Linked DNA regions of Mus musculus: regions 1 and 3 are each linked to region 2. A link is a loop called in an ENCODE intact Hi-C map of the cell type or tissue named here. Cell type or tissue: left cerebral cortex. All regions are shown on one strand.

What was found. Peaks named below come from ENCODE experiments on the same cell type or tissue, not always from the same donor. Only the 100,000 strongest peaks of a DNase experiment are listed, where the experiment ranks them.
Region 1: it touches region 2 in a loop (2.0-fold over the local background); 10 of 42 quality-filtered maps call a loop at or near these places.
Region 3: a loop joins it to region 2, with 3 times the contacts of the local background. A loop is called at or near these places in 20 of 42 quality-filtered maps.

The regions. Positions count from the first base shown.
Region 1 is chr5:102,011,170-102,019,169 of GRCm38, forward strand. The region is part of intron 2 of Wdfy3 (WD repeat and FYVE domain containing 3); the gene reads right to left. Among named protein-coding and RNA genes, the nearest start is that of Wdfy3, 55 kb to the right of the region's middle. In left cerebral cortex, no CTCF peak of the experiment used is centred here; DNase peaks (open chromatin) are centred at 1,952, 3,246, 4,492 and 7,502.
Region 2 is chr5:102,065,680-102,073,679 of GRCm38, forward strand. It overlaps Wdfy3 (WD repeat and FYVE domain containing 3), which reads right to left and starts at 4,242. Exons shown (of 67, transcript NM_172882.3): 1 at 3,917-4,242. In left cerebral cortex, CTCF peaks have their summits at 3,775 (motif pointing left) and 4,363; DNase peaks (open chromatin) are centred at 3,476, 3,846, 4,292, 4,591 and 1 more place; H3K4me3 peaks cover 3,103 bases; H3K27ac peaks cover 1,700 bases.
Region 3 is chr5:101,889,976-101,897,975 of GRCm38, forward strand. It overlaps Wdfy3 (WD repeat and FYVE domain containing 3), which reads right to left. Exons shown (of 67, transcript NM_172882.3): 35 at 6,424-6,603; 36 at 4,936-5,169; 37 at 775-874. Among named protein-coding and RNA genes, the nearest start is that of Gm42135, 54 kb to the right of the region's middle. In left cerebral cortex, a CTCF peak has its summit at 4,025 (motif pointing right); DNase peaks (open chromatin) are centred at 1,001, 4,026 and 7,027.

The DNA of each region.
Region 1 (8,000 bases), 55 kb before region 2:
AGGGCCTTATCATCAGGTGAGCTACTGTTCTGAGCAGACATTCCAACTGTGGCTTCCACACTGGAAACAGCTGGCCAGACAGCTGAAACAAACATCTGGGCTGTGTTCACAGTTCAGCAGGAAAGTAGCTGTGACTAACAATGAGGGTTCCTCAGATGGAGGGAGGAGGAAGAGGAGGAAGAGGGGAAGGGGGGTGGAGAAGGGAGGGAGAGGGAGAAGAGGAAGGAACAACTGTTCTTTATAGACTCCTGTAAGAGCTTTATCCATCTATCCATTAGTGAGATCTGCTTCTTCACCTCCTGCAGACATCAGTTTTCAGTAGTTTTAAGAACCAAATTTTGGAGGCGATATATACAAAAATAGCACATAGTGATAAACAAAAAAAGCCTTCTAAATTCTGGACAAAGAATTTGAGAAATTCCTTTTTTGTTATTTGTTTTTGTTTTGTCTGCTTTTGGTTTTCTGAGACAGGATTTCTCTGTGTAGTCCTGGCTGTCCTAGAACTTGCTCTATATACCAGGCTGGCCTTGAACTAGACCCACCTGCCTCTGCTTCCCCAGGGTTGGGATTAAAGATGTGTACCACCACCTGGCAAATTTGAGCAATTTCCCAGCCAGATTGTTAGCATAGAAAGTGTAGTCTGAGTCTAGACTTGGAGTTCATTCCTGATGTCACCTTTGGCTCACTACAGGTCATTAAATCTGTAAATTGTACTAATTTTTCTATGATTTTTCTGTACACGTTGATAGGTTGGTATTTGGTTTCTGACCCAGGTCAAGGGTCAAGGGACTGACATACCAAAGCAGACCTGGCCTCCAGGTTCTCCCAACATCCTTCAGTCCCTACATGCTTGCCCTGACTGTCTTGAACTTTCCAGCCCAGGGGCTAGGCTGCCTTTGCCTCCAGAGGCTCTTCCATATATAATCTGGACATTAGACATTTTGTGCTCTTGCGCGCCCTCGTGCTCCTTCTTCCTCCTCCTCCTCCTCCTCCTCCTCCTCTTCCTCTTCTTCTTCTTTTTCTTCTTCTTCTTCTTTTTCTCCTCCTCTTCCTTCTTCCTTCCCCTTCCCCTTCTTTTTTTTTTTAAAGATTTATGTATTATTATATGTAAGTAGTTGACTTCAGACACCCCAGAAGAGGGCATCAGATCTCATTTACCCGTGGTTGTGAGCCACCATGTGGTTGCTGGGATTTGAACTTAGGACCTTCAGAAGAGCAGTCAGCGCTCTTACTCGCTGAGCCATCTCACCAGTTCCCCCCCCCCTTTTTATTTATGTGCATTGGTGCTTTGCCTGCATGTATGTCTTTGTGAGGATGTCAGATCCCCTGGAACTGAAGTTACAGACAGTTTGTGAACTGCCATGTAGGTGCTAGGAGTTGAACCTGGATCCTTTGCAAGAACAGCCAGTGTTCTTAACTGGCTGAGCCATCTTTCCAGCCTTCCCCTTCATTCTCATATATATATATATTATTTTTTTTGGGTGCGGGGGGGGGGGGGGGAGGGGATATCGAGACAGGGTTTCTCTGTATAGCCCTGGCTGTCCTGGAACTCACTTTGTAGACCAGGCTGGCCTCGAACTCAGAAATCTGCCTGCCTCTGCTTCCCGAGTGCTGGGATTAAAGGCGTGCACCACCACGCCCCGCTTCTATTCCTTATCTTATCTCTCTACACAAGCCTACCTTTTCTCTCTCTCTCTCCCTCCCCTCCCCCCCACTACTCCTCTCTTACCCCATGGTGATTCCCTGGCCTCCTTCCTTGGGCCAGTGAACTCACCTGCCCAAGAGCAGCTCCTTTAATATATATATTCCTGCCTTTAATATAATCCAATCTGGTTTACATGAGCTCATTTCACCGGTGGAGAAATAACCTACCCATTGGCATCTGAATGTGCTACACTTTCCCTGTTGAGCATGACACACAACACAAGGGAATGCTGTGATTCATGTTGTCTTAAGAGTACTTTCCTTCTGCTCTCAAGTCTAGCTGTAAACACAGAGATGTGGTTTACATAAGGGAATACGGTCATTTTCACACATGCAAGTTTTCCCGATCTTCACTCAAAGCTTTGTCCCATATCCAAGCTCTTAGTAAAGAGTTAGAGCTGGGCGTGGTGACGCATGCCTTTAATCCCAGCACTCGGGAGGCAGAGGCAGGTGGATTTCTGAGTTCGAGGCCAGCCTGGTCTACAAAGTGAGTTCCAGGACAGCCAGGGCTACACAGAGAAACCCTGTCTCAAAATAACAAAACAAAACAAACAAACAAAAGAAACCATCAACCAATCAACCCATACAGCTATCTTTAAAGAGGAACACTTCCCCATCCCTCTTCAATGGAAGTCCTAATCAATAAACATGGAGGCCACCGACACCATGTGCCTTCTGAGAACTGGTCGTGAGTGAATCCTTATCCCAACCCTGCCTTCTATTTCTCACTCTCAGGTTTGTTACCGAGATTAGATACATAAAGCTTTTTACTTGCTATCAGGTCATGTTCGAGAAGCAGCTTCTAAGAACCCCTTTTAAGCTTCAGTCTCTCTGAAGGAAAGTTCTCTCAGAATTAGAAAACAAACAAAAAAGTCTAACTATGCCATCGAACAAAAGGTACGAACAACCGAAAAATCAACTCATATCACAAAGAGTGCAGACTTAGAAGGAAATTCTTGTTGTTAGTAGGCTGACTTCACTCCCATGGGCATTCCATGAGACAGAGCGAATGGAGCATCAGTCTCGTTATGGATTATCTATTAGTGAAGTGTCAGCAAGCACTCGGCATCCTGGCTGCCCTGAGGTAGGCAGCTTTGCCCCATGCCCTCTGGCCACGATGCTCTCCTCCCCACAGGCGACAGCAAGGAACAAGGGAGCAGGCTGATCAGGGATTAATCCCTGTGAGCTGCGGTCCCAAGGGGAACAGAATAAGTTCATCACCTGGTATGTGGGTAACACCATGGATGATGTGGTCCTGGTGGGAACTGATGGCCAACAGGCTGAACTATCACTTGAGAGAGAAGTGAACATTTCCACGCATTATGGATGCACGGCGGTTGGCCAAAACTCTACTGTAGTACCTTCGGTAATGAGTGAATCGATTTACAGAAATAAACGCTAGCCCATGGATGCCGCCCTGCCATTCTCAGGCAAGCCAACTGTTACCTAGGAATTTGGTATTCCCTCTTTTTAGGTCATTTAGAGCCAGACTGTGGGGGGTTGGTCTGTATTCAAATGCTAAGTACTGGCCCGACAGAAAGATCTGGGTGCAGTCCAGACGCACATTCTCTCACACACACCAAACTTTGCTTACCCGGATTCTCTGACAGTTTAAAGTGGCTAGCAGCCAATTAGTAGGGAGAATAGAGGTGGGCAGGGCTTCGGTTACAGGGCTGGGAGCTGCTAGGGATAAGGAGAAAGTGAAGAACCAGGAAGAGAGAGAGACAGAGACAGACAGACAGACAAACTAGGAAGACTAGGGAGAAATCGAGGGAAGTAGAGGGGGAGGGAGGGAGAAAGAAAGAGAGATGGGGGCGGGGCGGGGGGGGGGGGGCTGGAGAACCAGGACATGACCTGATGGAATGAATGCAGCACAGCTAGGATGACCATTGTCAAGTAACATAGGGAGCAGAGCTAGGAAAGAGGCAGTCTAGTGTAGAAAAAAAAATAGTTCAGGGGCAATCGCCCAGTAATTGTGCTAAAGCTGATTAAATAAATCAATAGTACTCTGTCATCGGGTTATATTAAGAACTAGTAGAATTACTAAATATCCAAGAACGCCACCAGATTCCTAAGGAGGCTAGAAGACAATTGTATTAAGAGTTTGAAACAGAACTTCAGCAGGTCCCAAAGAGAAGAGGGCAAAGTGGAAGAAAGAGATGCACCCTTTGGTTGAGTCCCGGATGCAGGAGGTTCAGCAAGGGAACCACATGGGTAGCAAAGGACTGGGAGGAACAGTGGGAGGGGGATGGGAGAGGCAGGCATGGGGCTCAGACTGAGAAAGCTCAGAGCATCACAGAAAGCATGCAGAAGCCAGTGTCTGGAAGACCGGATGTTATACTAGAACTCAGCAGGCACGGTGCAAGCCACGGCAGGGAGGAGGGGCTTCTAGAAACAATACATATGTATGTTATTTCATTAAGGGAATAATTATTCCTCCCATCTTCTTAGCAAGTCTTCAGGTGAGGGGGTGGACTCCTGGCCAGGTGTTAGAATCACAGTACTTACAGAATCAATCTCTCTCTCTCTCTCTCTCTCTCTCTCTCTCTTATTGTGATGACTTACAGTCCAAGTAACTGAACAATGGGCAGCTGTGAATAGAAAGTCCGAGAATCTAGTAGTTGCTGAGTCCCACAAGCCTAGGTGTCTCAGCTGGTCTTCTGTATAAGCCGGATCCTGAAGAAGTAGGTTCCAACAGAGGTGCTGGCAGTAAGTGCAAGCAGCCAAAGAAGAAGCAGGAAGCCTTCCCTCCTCCACTGTCCTTACGTAGGCCTCCAGCAGCTGGCGTGGCCCAGATTAAAGGTGTGTACTGCCATGCCTCCAGTTAAACAGTTCTTTACTTGGAACTTGCTTTGTCCCAGGCTGGCCTGAACTCAGAGATCTGCCCGCCTAGGTCTCCTGGGATTAAAAGTGTGTACTACTTTGCCTGGGCCTAAGCTTTTCATGCCCACTATGCCTCAAGATCTTGATCAAAAGCCTGTCTCACCCCCAAGTCAAGATATAGGTCAGAAGCCTGTGTCTTCCAGCCTCAAGATCTGGATCATGGTGTGCCCTCCATTTCCGGATTGTAGTTCATTCCGGATGTTGTCAAGCTGACAACCAGAAATAGTCACCACATCCCATTTGGTGGCAGGTTTTGTTAACACAACCCAAATGGACTAAGGCCTTTTATAGGAAACCTGGGCCACTTTTGTGCCACACTTACCAAGGACAAGGAAAAAACAAGAGGAAAAGAATGGCACCATCTTTAAAACTATACCCTTCCTTTACCTAAATGCAAACTCAGACCTACTGTATTAGATTACACACAGTCTGAGGGCCACCATATCTCAGCAAATCAAAGACCTCACCAACTGTTAAGACTTTGTTATTTATGCAACACAAAAGGCAATGTCCATTCAAAAATGACACTGCAACGTTATCTGCTGTATGATGAACAGGTGTGGTGATATGAACACATACACACATACACACACACACACACACACACACACACACACACACCTGCCCTCCCAGTGCTCAGGAAGTAGACAGAGGCAGGAGGGAGGAAAAGCCAGTTTCTAAATAAGATAAAATGCACTCTATTTTCAAAATTCTAAAATTAGGATCAAAAGATGTATGTGCCAGAACAACCGATGTGCCATGTCACTGGGAAATGAGGTGACCAGGGTTATGATGTAGCCACAGAGCAGGATTCCCTACTTCATTCTAGAGTGGTGGGAGAGAGGGTGGGGTTTTACTGTAACACATCATTAAAAGCCATTAGAGCTGAGATGGAAAATGAAGGGTGAAGGGCTGTGGACAAATTGCTAGAGACTAGAAAAGATAGTCCTGAGGGCTCTTTCTACAATGCAGGGCAGCTTGAATCAACTGCTTCCATTTGAAACAACTGCTTCTATTTGACTCAACTGCTTCTATTTAAGATGGAAGAAAGAACTGAGGGTCAGAGAAAAGAAGAAGCAAAGACAATTCAAAGTGCATTAAGCGCCTCGTGTGCACACAGCATCCAACTTCCCATCTGATGTGGGTCAACGTAAAATGAAATGGAGACTAACATTAATTATTAAAAGACTGAGACAGTGGTGTAAAAATAAACTGATGATACTGTTTTAATTAGCTCTACTCCAAAATGCAGACTCCAAAAATATTTCAAAATAAGCCTTTAAGACCTTGCTGTTTAAGGAACAAACCTGAGAGCTGCTGCATCCAACTTTTTACAGATTGAGAAAAGCATGAGGAAAGTAAATATGAACATTTCAGGAAGAGTTTCACACACTTTATACATGAACCCTATCTTCATATATTCGTGTGATATGTACCTGCTACCTGAAACCACAAGTGAGGACCAGGTATGGTAGTGAACAGCTTTAATTCCAGCACACAGCCGGCAGGCAGACGCAGACAGATCTTTATAGGTTTGAGGCCAGTTTTGGCTACATACAGGCCAGCAAAGGCTCCAGAGTCAGACCTTGTCTTAGAAAACAAGCCAACAAGTAAATACAAACCATGTAAGGGAAAGAACACCAAGCATCAGTCCGACTCAAGGAGGTCAGACACATCTACAAAATGAGCGCAAAGAATGGGAAGATAGGGACTGGTGAGATGGCTCAGCGGTTAAGAGTGCTGACTGCTCTTTCAAAGGTCCTGAGTTCAAATCCGAGCAACCATCTGTAATGAAATCTGATGCCTTCTTCTAGAGTGTCTGAAGACAGCTACAGTATACTTACATATAATAATTAATAATAATAATAATAATAATGGAATGGGAAAATAAAAGAGTATTTACAGACACTTTATCCTCATAAATAACTCTGCTCCAGCTGTCATTAGGACACAAAGCAAGGCTCAGAGGTAACATCCTGAAGCCAAACAAGGCAGTGTTTTTGCTACTTAACACTCAACAGACAGCCAATGGGAAGACTTAAATATCCCTCTCAAGCACTACACAGTCAACAAATTAAAAAAGAAAATACATGTCCTCTTGTGACTTGGTTTTAATTGATTAATTGGCACTGGCTAGCATCACCTGGGAAGTCTCAGTGAGGGTCTAGATTCAGTTGACCCATGAGCAGTGTTGGGGATGGATTGTATTAATTGAGTTGGGAAGAGTCACCCACTAGGGGGGCAACACTCTCTAGGAAGGAGATTTGGATGTACATAGGTAGAGAAGATGAGCCAAGCACTAACAGGCATACGTTAAAATTCATCACTCTCTGGCTTTGACTGTGGATATGAAATGATCATGTGCCACAGGTCCTTTCAGCTTGACCTCCCTGGAGGGATGCAGCAGGGATCAAGCTCTTGCTTTTGTGGAGTTATCATATCAGAGCAATAGGAAAATAAACTTCCGTATGCAAGCGCTGGTGTTCATGTGTGTGCAGCAGCAGAGCACGCTTTGTTAACCAGAGCAACCCTGCCTGCAAAGAAAGAAATGATGGGCAGAAGAGTTGAAAACAGGAAAGAGGCCACCACAGTCCAAAGAAGGGATCACATGGCAGTTACATATGAAGTGATCAGTTAAAAAAAAAAAAAAAAAAAAGGATGAAGCTGAGCTGTGCGGGTTGTCGGTAGAGCTGATGAGACTCACATGGCATGAAGGACAGGGGAAGGTCAACACCTAGGGTTGTGGGTTGAGTGGGTTGAGCGGATGGATGGATGGATGGATGGATGGATGGATGGATGAGACTGAGGTTGGGAGACAGAAAGCATGAGTTTCTATTGAACATGTTGGTTATGTGCAGCTTGCCTGTCATCTGGTAGAGAAGTCACTCTGTCCTGGAATCGGGGGCTCGGGAGGAGGTAGGTAACAGACGTTTAAAGGTGTGGAGTGAGTCAGACTGGATGTGGGAGTTGCAGCTCTGAGTATGCGTGTATGAGCCATGTTCTCACTTCCTTTGTAACAATTGTCCTTATCAATATTGGTAAATACCTATGTGTTACTCTAACTTCCTACCAGATCGTAAACTCCAAGTAGACAAAACACACCTACCTGTCTTGTGATCAATACTCAGTGCCTGGCATACAGTAAGAACTCAAAATTTCCTTAATATGCAAGAAATTATGGCTTTAAAGGGTTTAATTTTTACTTATTTTAAATTCTCCTAGGCTATGAAGTTCAAAAGACTATTCTTTTTCCTTTTAAATAACATAAATGTGTTTCACACAAGTGTTTCATCTTAGAGACAGTGGATTTTTGTACCATAGTCTTTTTGCAGGCAACACAGAACTCAACAGGCAATTTTCACATTTCTAGATTCTGAGTGAAAAAAACTGAAATTATAACTATTTAGGTAGTA
Region 2 (8,000 bases):
GAGCGTCACAAAGGTGTGACCCAATGGCCAAACAGGTGAGGTCATTACACAAGCAGGTCTGACATCCCGGGTATTCAAGTATAATTATTCAAATCTGTAATCTGACTACTTATGTATAAAGTTCTAACATAGTTTACAATTTCTTCCTAATTGATAATAATGTAGTATTCTAAAAACTTTTAAGTGCATTTCACTATTAAACATTAAATGCTCAGAGAGTTGGAATGATGGAGCAGCAGTTAAAGGTACACACTGCTTTTCAAAGGACCCGAGTTCAATTCCCAGCACCCCATGTCGTGAGTCCCACAACGGCCGATCACGCCAACTCAAGGGGGTCCCATACCTCTGGCTTCTAGGGGCACCTGCATACACATGTATACATAGTTAAATTTAAGTATTTTTAAATTTTAAATGTTTATAATGAGTAAATATAATTGAACCCAACATTTTGCCTACAACAGAACTACAGCATGCCCTCGAACTTGCCGCTTAACTGAGGCTAGCCCTAAACTCCTGGTTGCCTGCCTCCATCTCCCAAGTGCTGGCATCACACCTGGCTTCAGCTTTAGAACTGTAAGAAATCAGTCCACTAAGCTTTAAAAACAAACCGTGGTGAAAGCTCTTCAGTGCAAAGTCAAACTGAAACCCAAGCTGCACAGAAACTTGCATTTTTTTTTTCAAGCCTTTGTAAAAGCTGGAACCAAAATTTCGTAGTGATCTCTTTACTAAAAGCTAGCTTCACAACATGAAAGGTAAGTAAATACTAAGCCGCCCAGGAAACACCCTGGACTGTGCCATGGCCATCACAGTGAGACCGTAGCGGGCAACTAAGACAAAAATGTGTTTTGAGGAATGTCTGTCCTAAACTTCCTGTTGTCCCAAATACTACTGAAAATAAGAACTACGAAATCAAAAGTCTTAAAAGCATATGACCACATAATAGCCACACAATAAATGGCTAAAGTATTAGCCAACAAGAACAGGTGCTGACACAGGAACGGCGGCATTGCTGGCAAGCGTGCTAAGTGGTCTGGTGGATAAAAGCACACTGATGCTCATGATAGGACCTTAAAGTCCCACCTCTGCATATTGAGTCAAGAAAACCAGACCTGTATGCTGAAGGTTAAAATAGCTCATAATACTCATAACTAACCAAAATCTGTATCAATCATGAATAGACAAAAAGTAGGACCATGCTAAAGAGTCCTAGTGCTATAGCGGTAAAAGGAAACTCAGTGCTTGCTGGAGCTGGTTGGTACCAGCTATACAGAGCCCTTGGGTGAGTTCTCAGAACTTTCTCATGTTGTTTAATGAAGCTTAATATAGGCCATGGTGACTGTTACCCTAGAACAACTGCCACAGTTGTTACCATTTACCAGCCCGTGGCTATACCACTGCTCTATGGCACAGGCATTACACTAAACGCACGAAGGCACAAAAGGCAACATTCTGCACCACGAGGCATCTGGACGGTGTTCCACAGAGGACATTAATGGTTGCCAAGGATCTGAGGACTAAGCAAAGGGCCATGAAGGGCCTTCCTAGGGAAGTATGAATGGCCTCTGCTTGTCTGTAAGACAGACCACCCAACTGCACATTCAGATAAAGCGTCACTACATGGAGATGATTCCTGAGTAAACCCAACCTGAAAAAAACCAAATCGGCCATTAATTTGTGAATGGTGCTGTGGGCGAGAAAAGTATCCGCTGTGCAGAAGGGGCTGGGACTCAGAGCAGACGCCAGACAAGCAGATTCTACACAACAGTCATGATGGAAACGCAAGGGTCTGTGCCATTGGAATCACAGAAAACAATAACACTAGAGGGTGGGTGGTTGGGGAGGGGGATGCAGCGAGAAGAGCTTTGGGGTGTGGCTGCAGAGCTGTGTGCATACCTGGGTCACCCCAGCAAGCCCGTCACTGAGCCCTCTGCACTGAAAGCCCATGACTCCAAAATGCCATGCCATTCCGGTCTTCACATCTAATTGGTATCCTAAAACATTGATCATCACTGGCTCTAAACTTAGGCAATCTGGGTCCTAGACTTTCCCTAAAGTTGCCTAATTCCCCATCTGTACAATGGGATCAGCATCTTCCCCGTGTCTGAATGAGAATACACGGATGAATACTTTACATGCATGCTATCCTGGGATCCTCTCCATCTTTCCGTGGTACTCTGATACACTCTCCATCACAAGCATTAGACAGAGACAGGTGGAAAGTACACAAACTAATTTTTTTTCCTCAGACTTGCCTGCATCTACAAGACTTAGACGTTCACGCTCTTCTCAGCCTCCCAGTACCTGGCCAACAGGTATGAGTCACCATACCCAGGTAGGATATTTACTCTTTTTAAACTACGATACCCAGTTGTTTACCATCTTTTGTGGTTCCAGATCAAATGGGGGTGGGGGAGCCCCGATGTAGGCTACATTCTGAGGATAATTTCTAGAAATTCTAAGACCCCACTGAATGCAGCACCTTGGTGATATTTAGGACACCAGAGGTAAACAGTGAAGACTTGTGGAGTTCAGCATCCTCAGAGTACAGAATCTGATCCTGGAATATTACACTACGGTTTAACTTTCTTTCATGTCTTTCCAAGTTACTTCAAAGCCTCATGTTCCTTAACTCATAGCACATTTGTAGAGAAATTTTTGTGAGAAGCATATTTTTACATGAATAGATTTCAACTAAGGAAAAGAGAAACTATTTAAAAACCTGTATTTCTAGTTGCTTGAGGCAGAACTGCTCAAAGTTTTAGTTCTCAAACCTAATGAAATACAGATTTTTTTTAAACATTAAATGCATATCAAGCTAATTCTTACACAGCAGGGTCCCATGATGACAGTTTTATTTAAAGAGGGATTTACTTTGACTAGATCTATACACTAACAGACTATAGTCTTTCTCCTAGACTCTACACTAATACCACATCCCATTTTCCTGTAAATAAGTACATTTTTCATTGTTTTGTTATTTTTACTTGCTTTACATCCTGACAGTGAAAACTGATCTAAACCTGCTTGATAGAGGCCAGCCTGGAATCTGCTGTCTCGACGCAAGGGTTTTGTTTTTCTTTTTTTGTTGGGTTTTCAGACACCATAATAACCACTTGGTACTGACCAACCCATAGCTATTAGTGAACAAAAATAGTTTTTCGTATGCATAAGCACCATTTTTCCCACAGAAAAAACACTTAGCCATTGGTGAGGTACTGAAAATCCATGCATTCGGTAAACATCTGCTTGATCTGATTCTATCCTATTATTTCTACAAAGGAAGAACTCATCATCTGTCTCTCCGATTCAAGAGTCAAAAAATCAATGGAACGCAGCACCTCCGATGCGACCATGGTCCAGAGGGCTCTGGTCGGAAAGGTCACCGCTGCCTTTTCAACCCCGCCATAACCGCGAATGTCGGTGATGCCACCACATCCCCGATGCAGGACAGAAGCATCCCAGGTCCCTTCCACAGGGAAGGGTTTGCAGCTCAGAGCGTAGAGGGATGAGCCAGGAGAGGCCCGCGGCCCTGGAGACGGCGCCCGAGGGATGGAGGCCGCGCTCCGCTGCGCCCGGGCGCGCGCGGGTGGGGGCTGGGGGGTCCGGGAATGGGCACCGGGAGGGTCCTCCCGAGGGGACCGGCATGACCCCCACCTACCCCGGGCGCCGCCGGGTTACGCCCCCGCCCTCCCGGACCTGCGGTCGCCTTGCCCCCGCCTCCCCATCCCCGAGGCCCCCGCACGCCCCTCCGCCGGCCGCCTGGGACCAGCCGCCGACGGCGCCCTCTCCAGGCCCGGAGGAGGACGCGGGTGGGGGAGCGGCTGGGCCGCGGCCTGTCCCCGCGCGGACAGCGCCTCCGCCCCGCAGGAACAAAGCGCGCCGCGGGCGAGCCGGCGAGCGGGCAGGCAGCACTCACCGCGGACGCGCGGGCCCAGGCGTGGGGCCCGGGAGTCCCCCCAGGCCGGGCCGGGGCCGAGCGCCCGCTGCAGTCCGCGAGCTGCGGGGCCGGGGCGGCAGCCGTGCTAGGCAGCCAGGGCAGCGACGCCGCCGCCGCTCCCTTCTCCCGCCTGGGTCCCTGCTCCGCCGCGTCTTCTCCCTCGCCGGGTCCCCGCCGCCGCCTCAGCCTCGGCACTGCACGGGCTGCTCCTCTCCATCAAGGCCGGGCCGGGCCGCGGGGAACATCCCGGAAAGTGAGGGCTGGTGGCCGTCTCCCGCAGCTGCTGGTGGCCATCTTTAATCCTCCTCCTCCTCCCGCTCTCCCCACCTCCCGCGCCCGCTGACGGACGGCTCGGGATCCTCCTCCCGCTCCTCCCGCTCCTCCTACCAGGCCGGCCGCAGAAACTGCAGCCGCGCGGCCGGCCCCTCCCGCCTTTCCTTCCTCTTTCCTACTTCCTTCCCTCGCCGCGGCTCCTGCTTGCCGGCACCCTGGACAGGCGCGCAGCCCAGTCCGCGCCCCGCGCCCCGCGCCCCCTGCCCTCGCCTCCGGGCTCCCGGGTCCTCTGGCGCAGCGCTCACCCCCTCCTCCGGCTTCTCGGGGGACCCTGCTGAGAAAGCACCGCTGCGCGCCCCTGAGCCCTACTCCCATTGCTGGATGCTGTCACCAGCGATGAAAACACGCGAGCCTGCGTTCATTTTACTCCAGCTGGAGTACAAAAGAACTGCCCACGCTAGCTCTTTCACTACGCGGCCTCGAACCCCCACCTCCTCCGGTGCGGATCAGGACCCAGGAGTTTCCAGTCTCCAGGGTTGTCCTGGGTCAGTGACCTTGAGACCTTCTGCTGAGATTTTAGGTTTGCCCTTTCTGGAAAGGTCATTCTTTGTACCTCCATAGACCTGACCAACACAATGTTTGCACTAAATGAGTATGGATTGGTAAACTTGAAACAGCCAAGCGGACATCAGCTTGTCTCTGTTCCTAGTCCGCCCAGCGTACCGTTTGGGTCATACTTCTGTTCTGACGGTGGGGACAAAACTGAGTCAGCATGAATGCTTGAACTCCTTGAGTTGAACAGCTCAGAGTGGGGAAGTAGTGGTACAGAAACTGGAAACACGAGCTTGTTTTCCCAACACTGCAATCTACAGCAGTTTTAGGATTTCCTCTAAAAAAGAAAAAAAAAAAAAAAAAGCCGAAGTAATTTGGACTTGCTGTTTCCTTTTTTTAAGCCAGTTTGTGTTTGGAATTGGATCCAGTTGTACCGATTTACTCCACTGTTTGCTACAAGATTCAGCAGCTGTTCCGTGTGGGGGCCCCTGTTCCTGCTGTTCCCAGGCACCCGCTGGCAGGACAAAGCACCTTTCCCCAGGTGTGGAGAGCCATGCCTGTAAGGCCTGTGCTGGGTGGGGCTGCTGTTGGATGAGGTTGGGGGGTCCCTCAGGAGGATAGAAGAATTGTCCAGAGTTGGAGGCCAGGGAGACAGTCAGGGAAGGGAAGAGACCAGGGGCAGGCTACAGAATAAAAATGTAAATGTTACTCAATTCTGAAAGAGTAGGTCAGAACAACCCCTTTTAAAAAAACCTACTTTTATAACCAGATCATCTAAGGGGGAACAGAAATCCGATGCTTTGCCTCTAAGGCTCACAAAGTAACCTGTAAAGATACTGGCCATTCAACTGTTTTAACTCAGTCTGTGCCATCTATAGAATTCCTTTAAAGCCAAATAGGCTGTGCTATAGCGCTCTATAATACAGTTTTAAATAAATCATTACTGCCAGGTCGCTGGGTGGGGGAGGGGTGTGCCTGCTTCCTTTTCCTTCTTACTGCTCCTTCCTCCTTGGCCCTTTGATGTGTATTCTTTAGGTACCGTTCCTCCAATCTGCCCTTACACAAATGTACCACAAAATTCTCTTCAGCCTGGGAGTGTGGCAGGAAGAAGAGCTACTGGATGCATGGCTACATTAGGGTAAGAAAATCAGTTGAGTCAACACTAAGACCAGGGTGCCTTTCAGAAGGAAGATCTTCAACTAAATATGAATGAGGTTTCGAATTTTTTTTGTAATTATAATTGGGAGAAGAAAATTTATGAAATGTATGTCATCAGCACATTGATTATAAATGTCTTTCTGTTGGAAAAAAAACCATTGCAATAAAGTTCAAGGGTATATCAGTATGCAAATGTGGCAATTTTCCTGCTGGTGTCTTATAGAGAATATTTCACAAAGGTTTTCTCCTAGTGCACACATATACACCCAGCTGCCTTCCCTTGTTTTGCTGAAGCTATACAAATATAAGGATTATAAGGATGGTCTGGAAAAGACCCTTCCCAGTTGCTCTCTCTCAGCTCTGCCTCAGATCTGTCACCGCCACAGCTCTTACCTTCCTGGGTCTTTGTTGCCGGCCAAATGTAGTTTCTGTCATCTTGAGTTTAGGTATTCAAAACAAAACAAAACAAAACAAAACAAAACCCTGGTCAGCTCAGGTTCTCCAGCAACATGACTACTGTGTCCTGTGTATTCACTCAGATGAACTCACACTCCTCATAAAACAAAGACTGTGTTAAAGTGGAATAAGCCCTTTGTGCAGAGGCCAGATGGAAGGAGTTCTAGGCATGTGCAGCGAACTCCTCTGGGGATAGAGGAAGCTGAAGGGCTATTTCTAAACAGTTCTGCACCAGGAGTCTGATTCCTAACTTCCATTCAGAAATGAGGTGACTGTAGACAATAGCAGTTGAGGAGCTGTGCCTCACGACAAGTAAAAGCCATGGATTTGTGGTGACAGAAGACTCGTGAGCACAACAAGTGACTGGCGGGAGAGATGCTGAGGAGGGAGGACATGTTTTAAAAGAGAATTTCCAAAATTGTTAAGAGAAGCAATAAGCTCAGAATTCTCTGTTTAAGCATTTGCTTCTTTTATGTTTTATTTATAAAATGAAAGGTTAATGGCAAATGGGATTATCATTCATATATATACATATAAATGTATAAATTGACATATGCGTGTGTGTGTGTATAATACAATATGTATATAAACTAAATTCTAGATTTTTAAGATATTACCAGAACATGGAGTGTTACAGATGCTAGAAGACAAAAATCTACATAGACATTAACCATATTGACACATTCAAATTTCACTTCTATGCTAAAATATGTTGCTATCATATTTAAAATGTGTTTCCACTCTCCCAGGTTATTAGCTACAATAATAGAATTACCATATTGTTTCCCCTTGTTTAGAAGACCCAGATGGAAGGGAAACTGGGCAAGCAAATGAGTCTCTCTGGGGATCATGTGATCGAAATGTTTGTGGAAAAAAACATACCCCAGACCAGAAGACAGAGTTAAGTAAATGTTCAGTGTTGTTCTCATAATCTCTGCTCTTTGTAAAAGACAATTATCTCTGTTCCCTGTTTGCCTCTGACGGACTGTCTAGAATATCAAGCGAGGAATGACAAGCCATATTTATCTGTAATGATCAAAACTGAGTATCACTCTTTCCTCCTCAATTTAGAGGACTCCTTATAATTAACTGATGAGCTGTCCCCAAGACAGTGCCATTTAGAGTTGTTACTGACTCTAATTGGGGAGAAATGCATTTGGAACGTTCCAATTAGAAGCATTTTTTTTTTCTGCTGTTCTTGTACATACATTCAAAGGGAGCGCCTGAGCGTCCATGCCTTTTGTTTGGGCGGGAGGGGGGCTTGTAGCTTGATGGATTGTTTCTGTTTATACTTAAGTAAATATTACAAATGAAGCTCCTGTGAGCTCTAGAGTAACAAGAGGACCACAGGAGGAAACAGCAGACACATTTTTCTCTTCATTATCATAATGATCATTATTATAGTGGAAATGGGATATTTTGAAGATGCTGTTGAAAGCACTCCTAATTCCGTATATAGTGGAGGCCTCCTGATATTTTGTCTTTGGTTGTGTTTTTGAGATAATTACTAAGTAGGCCAGGATGGGCTGGGACTTGCTCTGCAGAACTCAAGGCCACTTGTATGTTTTGATTTCCCACTCCTCCCTATTTCTTTATGGAGTTATGAAGAACTTAGAACTTCAAA
Region 3 (8,000 bases), 180 kb before region 2:
GCTGATGTCTAGTTTTGAAAACACAGTTGCATACTGACTGACTGAAGATTACTTCTGGCAAATTACTTTGCAAGAAAATATTAATTTACCAGCACAGAGGTTCTACGATTCAAGTGATCACTCAAGAGTAATAGACAAAGTAAATTGCTACGACTTTTATACTTTTGCTTTTTGAGAAGGGTCTCATGAGGTAGCCTAGGCTTTCCTTGAACCTGCAATCCTCCTGATGTAGCTTCTGTCATTACGCATGAATGACAGGTAGCCACATTATACCTGGCTTCGAGCCGATACATTTTCTTCTTTTGAATTTCATGTTGTCTGGTACATAAGGGATGTCTCTCTTGTAAATGTCTCAAGTGTTACTTTCATGTGGCAATTCAAGTGCTTTAAGAGAATACAGTCAGTGCATTTTGACCTTCAGAAACACATCCTGAAGACAAGCGTGCACATCCTGCAAACTTCGCCACCATACAGACACACACTATCTACATGTTTGTAACTCCGGAATAAGAATGTTTGCAGCAGTGGTGCTGTCTCTACCTGGAACATTTCACATGTCTATCAGCAACAATATGGATAAGCATATGTGCACAAAAACACAGCATTCTATAGTGACACTAGCAAACAGCTGTGCGCAAAAACATGAATGTATCATCTCAAGCATTAAAAAAAGTTATACAATGGGCCGGACTAGAGACAGAAGGAAGGAGAACGCGGAGCTTGGAGAGGGGAAAGTGAGAATACAAGCCCTTTAAAAACTAAAGCCAGCATTACCCAATAACACATCAGCCGCCAGCAAGTGATCCATCACGCTGTCCAGAACGTGGGTCTGGAACTCTTTCTGCTGAGTTCTTGTAGATCTCTCAGGGGAAGCCTGTATATTAAAACAATACACACACATCAGAATCAGAAAGATACTAACTACATAAAACATGGGCCCCACCATCCTTACACTGTAAACTATGTCAGAAGGATGAAACCAGCCCAAGCTGGTCCACGGAGGAGACTGGCACAGGAGGGCCATCTGTGCGTACAAGCCACAGAATCTTAAACAGTATAGAGAAAAAGCCCCATCTCCGAAATGATTCTTTCCAAACCCTGAACCCAAAAGGGTTAGTCTGGTACTACAATGTATTCAAAGGCCAAATACTGTATCCCAAGGCCTGCTTGCTCCAAGATGAACGAATCCTTGCATATACCAGCTTCTGTTGTGTAAACCTTGCCCCAAATTAACCCTGATTTATTCATAAAGATCCCTACAGCCTGTAGCTGGGAGGAGAGGTAGGCAGGGCCGGAGGTCCCATTGGGGTCTCAGGCAGGGACCATGGGAGGAGAGAGGAAGAAGGAAGAAGCCACCATGGGGTAGGTGGACCCTGAGCACATGGCCATGAGGGCTGGCCTGCTGGAGTAGGAGTGGCCCAAGCTGAAAATGCCAAGTTATACCTTGGGGTTATTAACAGAGAAGTGGACAAAATAGCAAAGAGCATTGATATCTACCCAGCTCTAGTGCTTTAAGACTTATTGTAAATATAAATGCTTTTGTGTCTTTTATTTGGGAACTCTATCATCTAACTGAAGTAACCCCCCCAAAAATAATATTTACTACAACAATAATATGTGGAAAATATTTGGTAACTCACCATTATATCTCATTTCAGCAGTTTATAAGGAAAAGTATATGAAATAAGCCATAAAGTCATTAAAGTAAATGTAAGAAGTCAAGAAATACAGTAGCCAAGAGTCGTCAATGGGGAAGAGATATTCAAAGAAAAAGTTACTTAGGCCCACAGTTCAGTGTGGAGCTTCATTTCGTTAAGAGGGAGGAAGCTATGGGTTGTATGTGCCCATCTGTGGAGGGGAGCACTGTGGCTGGCTGGAGCCAGTGAGGATGCTCCTCCAGCTGTCTATGGGCAGTGCCATTTGTGCACAGTGAACAGCTGTGCGGCTGGCATTCTGATGGAGCTCTGTGGAGTGCTTATTTTGAGCAGAAGTTTAGGACATAGTTGAACTACCGACTGAGAGCTGTTTCTGTTGGCCATTAGGCAGAACAACCCAAGCACCTAACTTTCAAGTACATAGCCTGGCAAATGGCAAGAAGAATCCCTTTGCTATCCTCTTGAAATGCCAGACCTCTGACACACAGTGAACAGTTCCAACTGTCACAGCATTCTTGTGTATGTAGGTGGCGGCATGCTGCTGGTGCTTCACAGACAAACAGGGAACCACAGCCCTCTGAGTGTTTCTGACCATCCGACCTGCTCCTCATGGCTTGGCTCAGCCTATTTCCTATACAACCCAGGACCACCTGTCCAGGGTTGGCACAGCCCACAATGCCACCTGGTAGTGGCATGTCCTCAATTGAGAGTATCTCTTCCAAAATGACTCTAGTTGTGTCAAGTTGACAACCAACAGTCACACCCTGTCTCTAAATGGGATGTATCTATTTCAAAGTGGCAATTGGCAGTTAATAACATAAATGTAAATACCGAGGCCCTGCAGCTGGCACATAAGAACACTCTAATGGATCATTTTATAGGTCACAGTGGTGCCCACATTCTCAAAATTCTTAAGTTTTTTTCAAAGCTGTGCTGCTGTGACTCCCAGGAGGACCATCTGAATTAGGCAACTCAGGCCAGTAACAAATATGAATTTCATTGTCACTCTGAAGCGTCAGAGGACTAAATGCATCCACAACTCCTTCTGAACTAGAGACACTTTGAGTAGCAGTAAGTCCTGATGTAAGAAATCCTCGGGGATGGATCTGCCCTGTTTGCTACAGAGGCATGTTCCTCTGAAACCCCATTCCCTCTTTGTAAAGGAGCCGTCAGGTTGTTTATTAGAAATGTCCTAAGACATTTCTACCTCTCCCTGTTCTGTTAACAACAGAGCTCTGGGTAGGTCCACTGTCTAATGCTCGTGTCCCCAACCACCTCAAGTTGGCTGGGACACTCAGGAGGACTGCAGTCTCCAGAACTGTCACATACTTGGAGTGGGCAGTGCTACTCCTGGGTCAACCGAAGGCGCAAGCCTTTGGGTAACAGGGTCACTTGCCCAACCCCAGGCCATTTTAATCAATCTATCCCGCTCTTGTCACATAAGGTTCTCAGCCTTTAGCTGCAGAGGTAGAGCAGACAGGCCACGGTCACACAGCCCTATATGCTGGTATTCTAAGACTGTCTGTTCAAGTAAGATTATGAACAACAAGATGCCCTTCCCTTTTCTCAGAACAGAGCCAGGAGTCTTGATAGAGTCCCCCGCCATATTTTGTCATCTAAAAAATTAATGACATCACGCAGAACAAAGGTAAATGTTCATGACCAACCTCGCCTGACCTGCTGGCTTTGACTCCTCTGCTCCGCTCTCATGTGCTCCCCCCCCCCCCCCCGTCTCAATCTGACCTGTAGCAAGTCCATCTACTCTGGCAGAGGCCTTGAGAACAATCACTAATAATAATCTTAATAATCTTTAATCATTAATACTCTTAAGCCAGGCCTCTTGGCTTTCCTATATGTCAAGTGCCGGGACTACCAACTATTACCTGTGCTATCTTGTTGAATGTTCATTTTAGTGATCAGAGACAGGCTCGGTTGTTAGGTCACTGTATAGATGAATAGACAGTAGCGTAGGTACAGAGCTTGACAAGGTCACAGAGCTGGAGCCTACACACAAGGCTCTTCAGGATTACTGGGTGACATGCTGTCTTGTTTGCCCATCACAGAGCTCTGCCATGGAGCGCTATCACCAGGCTCCATCAGTGAGCTCTGTCACCGACGGCTACCACAAGGCCCCACCAGCAAGCTCAAGCTCCAGCCCTAGCCCCGTGACCTCCTCAAGGTTCCCAAAAGAACAAGTTCTATCAGACAAGTTTTTAACCACGTGGCTTACTGCTGACACATTATTCTTTCTGCCCATTTGAAACACTTGTAGCCTGGTTAAGATGCTCCTGAATTCTGTAGCGACTTCTTTTAATTGAGATGTTTTTCACAGGAGTGGTTTTGAGGCTGCGTAACTGCATCTACCACTAGAGGGAGCAGAGGAACTGCTTGTTTGTGGAGCTGAGGGCTTGTCCATTCCTCCCGCTGAAGACAGCAGCCCCCCACCCCCACCCCCACTAACCTCACATAATGCACAGCAAGGCTCTTTGGCACCTTGTGCACGCACTGGCCAGAAGAACCAGCCAGGGATGAGTCATTTAGACTCTCTCTCTTGATCTATTTTCTTTAGTGATGCCAATAGGTGAATATTTTCTCATCTTGATCATTCGATACCACTGTTTAGAATCAAAGCCACACCCTTGTACAGTCTCCCACAGGGCGGCACACCCAGCTCGAGATGAGCATCTGAAAGCAGTTTTCAGGGATGGTTCACCTCTACAGCCAGCCATGATGGCACTCGAGCTGCACAATCTCTCTTCTCCTGTGCAGCTGATTCCTGTCACCCGTCACAGGAAGGGACGAACAGGAGCCTGCTGCCTGTGGGAAAAGTTTGTAAGCTGCACCGGACAGGGATAGAAGTACTGGGTGGGAGTGGCGGTGGGTGATTGCGACTGCTTTGAATCAGGATATGGGGAAGAGGGAGGGCTGGCATAGCCCTGTCTCTTCCCTAGTTCCTTCATAGTAGCACTGCACAGGGGAAGAACTGTGTCACAAACCTGCAGTATCATTTGGCCCTTAACAGAAAAGTTTGCCATAGGTGGGTGGGGGGGGGGGGTGATAAAGGACTAAGGCAGAAGGATGTTTAGAGAATGAAAAAAGCAGAACGAATAGAGAATAACACGTGTGTAACGTTAAAAGCCGTGCACCCTCCCATGTTCTGCCCATGTCATCCAGAAGAACTGGAGGCCTAAAAGTATTCTGCACAGAATGCAATCGGCGATGAATGCTCTCACTATAAAAACGATGCAGGAAGGCGCTACACACGTTTCTTTGTCGTTACCTCCAACAACAGATCAATCAGTGGCGTCTGCTTGCTGGCTGGGGTGAGACAGAGGTTGTCGATGATCAAGACTCGCATGAAGTCAAAGACGAACTTCTTAGCTGGGTGATTGGTCAGATAGGTCTTGGTGCCCACGTTGCAGTACTCGGACTGGCTCCTATTCATCCCGGTGTCCGCAGCGAAGGCTTTAAACTCTTCTGCTGGAGACCCAACCTCGTCATCCAGATCTGTCACCTAGCGAAGGAAATCAGGCGGGATCGAATCAGAGTTTATGTAGCACCTTCACGGCACATGTGCTAAAACAAACAAACAATGAAAAACCAAAGCTAAACAAAACAAAGCAAATCAAAACTGTGACAGCAGCAGGGGTGCCATCGGAAGCGCACTACCTGCCCGGAGCCTCTTCTTCCTATTCAGCTTATCACATCATGGCTGTATACTGCTTCCAAGGCAGCCATCTGGCACTATGCCATGTCACTCTCTGACTGACCGTGAGTAATATAACCTTTATAGGGGTTATAAACACTTCACATAAATGAATTGGTAACATGAGGGTGATCGTCTGCATATGGGAAAAGCCAATGTCACAGGTAACGGAGGGATATAGTATAATGGTGACCCCCAAGGGTTGAGGTTTCTCTTTTTTTTTTTTTTCAGTAAACAAGACACAAATGCTGATAAGGAACTTTATATACAAGCACTCACAGGCTCCAGTGCACAAATGAGCACACACTCATACGCACCCACATGCAAGCATGCACACACGCACATGCACACTTTTTAAACCAAGCCTAAAACGATAATCCAGCCAGGTGTTGAGGTCAGGAATCACCCATGTGTATCTCTTTACAAGTCTGGAACGAGCTTTCTACACTTACAGAAACAGAAAAATTAGTGTGAAGAAGGACCATTACTTCAGCCCCTGTAACATGATAGGAACAAGAATCAGCTGTGTCTTTGGGCCTGTGTAAGAGGATGGAATTATCTGTGTTGTGTCTGACCACAAGCCTAAGGTTTTCCATTAACGTTTGTAACAAAATAACAGGCTGAGCGAGGTAAGAAAAGCTGAGCAGAAATAATCACATTCGTTTTATCATTTACAAAGAAAGTCAACTCTGTGAGTCACTTGTTAAAAATGAAGTCCAGCAAACATCTACTTTTCAAAACAGAGAAGAAAGCAGCTCCATTTGGCAACAGTCCTGTTCTCCCTAAGGACACAGCCACCATCCTATGGGCAAGGTCTGCAATGGCAGCTGCCTGGCTGGGGATGTCATCAGGGAGCCTGGGGGAGCACGGAGAAGGGCGGAGGAGAGCAGGCCAGAGCTCAGGCTCTGAGGGAAGGCAGAAGGAGCAGACAGTGACAGAGAGGTGGGACAGAGAGTAACAAACAGAAAGCTGGTCAGCAGCTTAGGAAAACACAGGTCTGCTCTCCACCAGAGCAGACTGGCTCCAGCCTGACCGTCATCTCCATCCCCTCCCTTGCCTTACCATCTCTGAGTACGGGCGGATGTTGAAGGGGAAGACGGTGGCTGCTAAGGCACACAGGAAGTCGGGGCTCAGCCACATGGAGGCGAGGTCTGGGACGTTGTGGTACAGGTACCTAAAGAACTGCATCAGGGTCACTGGATACTCTCGGAGCCACGAGCCCTCCTCTTCCGACTGCCATGGCTAATACCAAGAGAGAGAGCGATCGTGTTAGCCATGTGACACTTCTAAGAGCACCCAAGCTGGGCTTGTGGACCGTGGGGAGGAAGACCAGGAGTTAAGGTCATCCTCGGCTACCTGGTTTAAGGTTAGCTTGGGCTATGTGAGACCTTGTCTCGATTCAGAGAGGAGAAGGGGGGAGTGTGCAGGGACGGGGACTTATTATGGTATTTTTCAACCCTGCAGATATCATTGATCCAAAACTTTATAAATCACACATGAGCAAAGATGTGTGTGCCCACACGTAAACCAATCTAAAAGCCAGAAAACCAGCCACATCCTTAGAAACGTGGCCAGCGTCCCCACAGCGCAGCTAAGAACAGTTGCTGCTCTCAGCGTGAGTATGGCCCGAATCCCAGAGGCTCACTGTTCCTGTGCATCCTGTCAGAAAACGGGGAGTCAGATAAAGATGGAGAGTCGTCATCTCCCTGTGAGCCTTGCGCTACAGCACAGTGCAATACCAGAACTGACACTCCACAGCACTATAGGTGAGCAGGAAAGAAAAGATGCACATACAAGCATTTGAAAAATACGTATTCCTGATACCTGCCCCGAGAGTGGCATCTTCCTTAATACAGACATTTGGCTATGAACCCAGCATGAGAGTGAGACCCCCAGGTAACCCCAAGGGGACGCACTTAATGTTTTTAGATGATAGAACAACAGTGTGAATTAAAATTGCAGCCCTCGGATATATCGAATTCAAGGAAGCTAGGTCAGCCTCCCTTCTGACACACACTTCTAAGCTGTGCGTGAGCTACGTCATCTTTCACTGGACACACGGGGGGCGGGGGCGGGGGCTGTCACTTCTAATTCTTTATCTCTAAGTTCAAAATAAGACAAAGTGTGAAAAAGAAAAGATTTGCCTGTTGATGTTTTAACATCTAAATGAGAGTAGTTTAAGAATCTCAACATGGCGGGGCAGTGGCGGCGCACGCCTTTAATCTCAGCACTTGGGGACAGAAGCAGGTGGGTTTCTGAGTTCAAGGCCAGCTTGGTCAACAGAGTGAGTTCCAGGACAGCCAGGGCTACACAGAGAAACCCTGTCTCAAAACACCAAAAAACAAACAAACAAACAAACAAAACAAAAAATAAAAACCCAAACAAACAAACAAACAAACAAAAAACCCAAACCAAACCAACAAAAAAAAAATCTCAACATGTAACCATATAATATACACATGATACCATGATTTTATATGTGTATCTATTAATATATCTAATGTTAGTGATATTAGTACTTATGATACTCTTAAAAGTATTTTGGATGTATATTTTTTCATTAACTTCTCACACACTACGAGGTAAACACTGTTATCACCAGACATCTAAACTTGGGAAACAGAAGTACAAAGAAGCTA